Linked DNA regions of Homo sapiens: region 1 is linked to region 2. Evidence: chromatin contacts called from ENCODE Hi-C or POLR2A ChIA-PET data. All regions are on one chromosome and are shown on one strand. The core of a region is the stretch at or near the end of the contact, and the rest is flanking DNA. Distances in the headings are between cores, read along the strand shown. Region 1 overlaps HEATR5A (HEAT repeat containing 5A). Region 2 overlaps HEATR5A (HEAT repeat containing 5A).

The links. A loop is a pair of places that touch in the nucleus more often than their neighbours do. ChIA-PET counts read pairs that join two places held with the same protein, here RNA polymerase II (POLR2A). Pooled maps may share reads with other maps.
Region 1: a loop to region 2 is called in a map of posterior vena cava, with 17 times the contacts of the local background. The contact joins two enhancer-like sites. A Hi-C loop is called at or near these places in 4 of 168 maps with a recorded cell type or tissue (PC-3, naive thymus-derived CD4-positive, alpha-beta T cell, posterior vena cava and 1 more) and 5 of 50 pooled maps. POLR2A ChIA-PET finds 5 or more read pairs at or near these places in 12 of 52 experiments (H1, HEK293, HepG2 and 7 more).

What each region holds. Positions count from the first base shown.
Region 1 is chr14:31,359,410-31,362,598 of GRCh38, reverse strand. The region is part of intron 14 of HEATR5A (HEAT repeat containing 5A); the gene reads left to right. Among named protein-coding and RNA genes, the nearest start is that of HEATR5A, 60 kb to the left of the region's middle. Within about 2 kb of position 1,483, at least 3 of the 41 ENCODE cell types and tissues checked have a DNase peak (open chromatin) inside an H3K27ac peak, as active enhancers do.
Region 2 is chr14:31,408,830-31,411,833 of GRCh38, reverse strand. The region is part of intron 1 of HEATR5A (HEAT repeat containing 5A); the gene reads left to right. Among named protein-coding and RNA genes, the nearest start is that of HEATR5A, 10 kb to the left of the region's middle. Within about 2 kb of position 1,558, at least 3 of the 41 ENCODE cell types and tissues checked have a DNase peak (open chromatin) inside an H3K27ac peak, as active enhancers do.

The DNA of each region.
Region 1 (3,189 bases), core at 234-2,733, 49 kb after region 2:
TAGAGATGAGGTCTTGCTGTGCTGCCCAGGTTGTTCTCAAATTTCTGGGCTTCAGTGATCCTCCCACCTCAGCCTCTCAAAGTGTTGGGATTACAGTCATGAGCCACTGGGCCTGGCCTGATAATGTAAGTCTTACCCTTAAAAAAACTTGAATTAGAGGAAAAAGTCTTGAAGTCTTCTACTTTTTTTTTTTTAACTTGGATTTTCTCAGAATTGGAGTTTGGAAATGCAATCAGGAGTCCTAAAGGATATATTTCAAATCAGTTCCACAGTGTTCATTAGGAGACAAAGTCAGGACTTACTATGAACTTCTGGAAGAAACAAACTCTAGGCCAGGTACATTGGCTCACATCTATAATCCCAGCACATTGGGAGGCTAAGACAAATGGATCATTTGAGGTCAGGAATTCGAGACCAGCCTGGCCAACATGGTGAAATCCCATCTCTACTAAAAATACACAAAATAATTAGCTGGGCATGGTGGCACATGCCTGTAGTCCCAGCTACTTAGGAGGCTGAGGCAGGAGAATCGTTTGAACCTGGGAGGCAAAGGTTGCAGTGAGCCGAGATCGTGCCACTGCACTGCAGCCTGGGTGGCAGAGTGAGATTCCATCTCTAAATAAATAAATAAATAAATAAATAAATAAATAAATAAATTTCTGATTTTATTGGTTCCTCCAATGTGTTGTCAAAGAGTCAGTTTCTAGGACATAGTAAGAAATTGCTTTTGCCATGTGGAATGTACTTAAGAATTGAAATAACTTTTCTTCATGACTATCCAGCAGATGTAGATTTAGAGTCTTAGAGTGACTTAGTTTTCCGAAGGATTGGAGTAAAAATTGAGTTCTTAGTTTTTATTTCCTGTCTTAGTTTTGGTATGGATTTATTTTCAAATATCTTAATATTCTCTACATTGAAAATAACTCACCAGCAAGTTAGTGATGCATTTTTATACAAAAGCCTATTTGCATTTCAAAATTATCTTAATTATTTTTAGGTACTTTTTCCAGGGACAGTTGGGAAAGTAATCACTTTCAACTGAGAAGCAGAGATTTTCTACTATTTTCACACATAGCCATAGGAACAAGCATACCTTTTATATTGTACTACCAACAGAATTATTTTGCTGAGTGTCATATGCTGGTAATTAAACTTAGACATTCCTTTGAGCAACTGTCATTTGCTCAGTCATTATGACTTCACTGATCCCTGTCCATTCTTCCTAATTCCTGTATGTAATCTCTCCTTCCCTAAATTTAATAGTGCTTTTGTTTTTATCTTTTATGAAACATAATAGTTCCTACCTTCCTATTATATGTATATATTGGTATCCCATAGTGTATACCTTCTTGAAAGGAAGATTAAATATAATAAAATTTTTCTCTGTAGCATATTAAACACAATTTGGATGAATGAGTGATTCAGCACGGTGGTTAAAAGCTCAAATTCTGGAGCCTGATTAACTGGGTTTCAGTCTGACAGCTATGTGATCATCATATGATCTCTGGCAAGTAATAAATTCCCTGTTCCTGTTTCCTTACCTGTAAAACAACATACTAACCTGACCTTATTAGGTTACTATGAAGGTTATATGTAAAGTTTTTAGGACATTTCCCAACACGTATTAAGTATTCAGTAAGCCAAGCACCGTGTGTAATCTCAGCTATTCAGGAGGCTGAGACAGGAGGATCACTTGAGGCTTGGATTTAGAGATTAGCCTGGACAATATTGTGAGACCTCATCTCTTAAAAAAAAAAAAGTAAGCTTCAATAAATATTTGTTGTTACTACTGTTACTGCTGCTAATGATACAGAAAGTGATGGCAAGTAAACCCTTCCTAACTCATCCTACCACTTCTGATCAGTGGATATCACCTCAGTCCTCATTTCATCCTGGTGCAATTGCTCAAAGAAACACTTCGAAGAGTATAAACATTTTTCTAAGGGAATTTTTACTCATTCCTGCAGTATTTAAGTTACAAACTGGCAAAAGCCATTTAAGCTCTCTGTGGATAAGATTTTTTGATAACCTAACAGAAATTAGGATAAAACATCTTTGAGGTGATCATTGCAGTTAATGTGATAAATGGATCAGCTTTTCAAAGTGTATATGTTAGAGAGGCAACCATATGTTGTCTCCTGTGTTATTGGAGAACACAATACCACTTATGAACTAACCTGCACCCCACCCTGCCCATCACCAAAAGCAAAAATGAGCCCCGTCTAGATACAACTACCAATTTATTTTTTTTAAAAAGTACAGATAGAAGAACAAATTAAGCTATACCAGGGGCCTATAATCATAAAAACCCAGACTGTAGAAAATTGTACAAAACAAATAACCTTGTTTCTTCAAATAAATTACCAGTGAGGGGAAAGGTATAGGGAGAATACTAAATTGAAAGAGACAAGATAAACTAGCTGCAATGTGTACACCTTACTTAGATCTAGATTCAAACACGGAAGCAAACAAAAACAGGTGTTTATGAGATAGTTGGAAATTTGAATACTGAATGGGTACCTGATGTTCAGTGGCTTTTTTTTTTTTTACAACATGAGATTATGATAGCAGGATTATGTTCAAAATAAAATGTATTTCACTTTAATGATACACGGTGAAATATTTATGGATGAAATGATGTGCTGCCTAGGGTTTTCTTAAAAATAATGTGGAGAAATGTGGGATCAGGAATGGGGATGTAGGTGAAATAATACTGTTGCAGCTGGTAAAGATGAATAATGAGCATATGCTGGAAGGGATAGGGGCAGGCATCATCATAGTACTATTATTTATTTATGTTTGAAATTTTCCATAATAACATGTCTAAGTTTTCTCAGGATAATTCTTTTTTTTTTTTTTTTTTTTTTTTGTCTTGAGATGGAGACTCATTCTGTTGCCCAGGCTGGAGTGCAGTGGCTGATCTTGGCTCATTGCAACCTCTGCCTCCCAGATTCAAGCGATTTTCCTGCCTCAGTCTCTGAGTAGCTGGGGTTACAGGCACCTGCCACCACGCCCGGCTAATTTTTGTGTTTTTACTAAAGATGGGGTTTCACCATGTTGGCCAAGCTGGTCTTGAACTCCTGACCTCAAGTGATCCACCCACCTTCGCCTCCCAAAGTGCTGGGATTACAGGTGTGAGCCACCACACCCGGCCTCAGGCTAATTCTTATACATTTTTTCAGACTGTGC
Region 2 (3,004 bases), core at 309-2,808:
ATTTTAAATTTTTTTGACGTATGCTAGTCTTTAATGATTAGTATTTCAAAGATTGTATTCTATAGAACACCAATTCTATGAGATTCCTGGCTGGGAAAAAAAGAAAAAGGGAGTGGAGGAGAAGCCTATGGTTAAAACATGTTTAGAAACATCAAATGCTCTATCTGCACACCCTCTTGGCAGTACATAGTGCACATTACCATGTTACATGTATGGAGAAACTGGTGAAGAAAACTGACAACGAGGCATTTCCCAAAACCATTTCAACTTGGATTTCCCCCTCTTCCCACAGAATACATGTTTTCATTCTTCTGGCAGCATTCCACAAAGTACTCTTGGTAAACACTGCTTTATCTGAAGGTTTCTCTTAACATGTAAAACTTCTGCACTCGTAGTTTTCTTTACTTTTTTTTCCTCCCATTAAGCCTTTTGCACTCCTGTGCATTTGTAGTTTTCATGGTTTTATATGACAGCCTAGTATTCTTTGAATATGTCAAATTTAACCATTTCTCTTGTGTTGGACTTGTAAGTTCTTTTGAATTTTCACTGGAATTACAGTTAATTACAGTGCTGTAATTAATACTTTTATACTTATATTTTCCTTTTTCTTATGAATTTTCAAAAACTGGATGTTTTTGTCAAATGGTTTTGATATTTTTGTAACCTCTGATAAATAATATTTTTTTCTAAAAGAGTTGAACCATTTGTACTGCCACTGTTTATATTAAACTATCAGCTTTTCTAAAATTTCAGCATTGGCTATAAAAGTTTTTGCATTTTTCATATTTAGATTTAATATGCATAGGTTTGAACCACTCAGCTCAATCAAATTATTTCCTATTGAGCTTAAATCATTATTATATTGTTAACATTTCAAATTTTTAACTAATGATAGCCAATTTATTTGTAGGGTTGTTATAGAGAATTAGAAAGACTAATATTAAGGTCATACAGAATAATATCCTAAGTTTGAATTTCATTTTCAGAGATTTTTCTGCTGTTTTCTGAGGCAAGTGATTTTTTTTAGCCTAATTTTAAAGTATTTTATTGTAGAAAGAAGGAAGCAAGATATTTCAGATTCAAAGATGGAATTGATACAGACAAGATTTTTAAATTATCAAGTTTTAACTGTGTTAAAGAACTCTAACATTATAAATGACTTGCTTCTTATCCATTTTACCCTAAAACTAATAAAGTGTACCAGTTAAGTGTCAGCAAACCAGCTTTAGGATTCTGCCTAGAGATGTATAAAGTACTGTAACAAAAGGACTTAATTTTCTTTATACCAGGGGCAGCCTTCTTTAAGCAACATCTCAAGTGTGGCCTAATGCTCTGTGTAACTGGTGAGTTCCTGTTTTTGTAACGTATAATTTTGCAAAGCCTAAATCACAAATGAAAATCTGAGGTCAGGGTAGAATAATCTAGCTTCCTTCTAGATGAAAGCTAATTACTGTATTTTTGGGAGAGGTTTAGATTTTAGGATTTATCTGTGTTTCTTGAATTGTGGGAGTTCTTGACAGTTGGGGTTTTTTTTGTTTGTTTACTTCATGCTTTTTGTTCAGAACTGAGGAACTAAGACTATAGGGTGAGTTGAAGCTGTTACGGTGTCTTTTAGAGAAGTAAAAGTCAAAGAAAAATAATTGAAATTTAAGTCTGAGACGTATCCCAACACTTCAGGTACTTGATACATTCTGGAATTAGTTTCATTTACTGTTTAGTAACTTTTTTGTTTTGTGAATTATTTTCATGCTCCAGAAGGAAGACACTAACAAACCAATCCAATAAACCTATCTTATCTCATGTCCAATGTCCTCTTTGATTATTTGTGATTTTTCCCTTTTCCGCCCTTGAAATGATATAATCATTTTAAGGAACTAAAATGACCAAGAAGATTAGAATACTTTTTTCTCCCAATAAATTTCAACATATGTTTCCGTCCATACCAAAATAGACCTGTAAACTCTAGAGAGAGAAAATTATATTAGCAGTTTCTATCAGGACCAGAATAATCAGCAGCCTGTATATTTGTTGACATTGTTGAAGGTGCTTACACTGTCATGCCTAAATAAAATTGAAGTTAACTCATTTCCAAATGAATTAAAACCAACCCTTGTTGATAATATGGTTGGTTTTGTTTGTTTTGAGACAGGGTCTTGCTGAGGCTGGAGTGCAGTGGCGCGATCTTGGCCCACTGCAGCCTCCATCTCCCTATCTCAAGGGATCCTCCCACCTCAGCCTCACGAACAGCTGGGACTACAGGTGTGCACCACCACACCCAGCTAACTTTTGTATGTTTTGTGGAGACAGGGTTTTGCCATGTTGCCCAGGTTGGTCATGAACTCCTCGGCTCAAGTGATCTGCCAGCCTTGGCTTCCCAAAGTGCTGGGATTACAGGCATGAGCCACTGCGCCTGGCCTGATAATACGGTTGTTAACTGCTCTTAGATGTGGTTTTGGAGTAAGTTACTTTAGAAAAGAAAACTCTGAGGCCGGGCATGGTGGCTCACGCCTGTAATCCCAGCACTTTGGGATGCCGAGGCGGTTGGATCACCTGAGGTCAGGAGTTCAAGACCAGCCTGACCAATATGGTGAAACCCTGTCTCTACTAAAAATACAGAAGTTAGCCAGGCCTGGTGGCATGTGCCTGTAGTCCCAGCTGCTCTGGAGGCTGAGACAGGAAAATCACTTGAACCCGGGAGGCGGAGGTTGCAGTGAGCCAAGATTGTGCCATTGCACTCCAGCCTGGGCAACAGGGTAAGACTCCATCTTTTTTTTTTTTTGAGACGGAGTCTCGCTCTGTCGCCCAGGCTGGAGTGCAGTGGCGGGATCTCGGCTCACTGCAAGCTCCGCCTCCCGGGTTCACGCCATTCTCCTGCCTCAGCCTCCCGGCTAATTTTTTGTATTTTTAGTAGAGACGGGGTTTCACCGTTTTAGCCGGGATGGTCTCGATCTCCTGACCTCGTGATCCGCCCGCCTCGGCCTCCCAAAGAAGACTCCATCTTTAT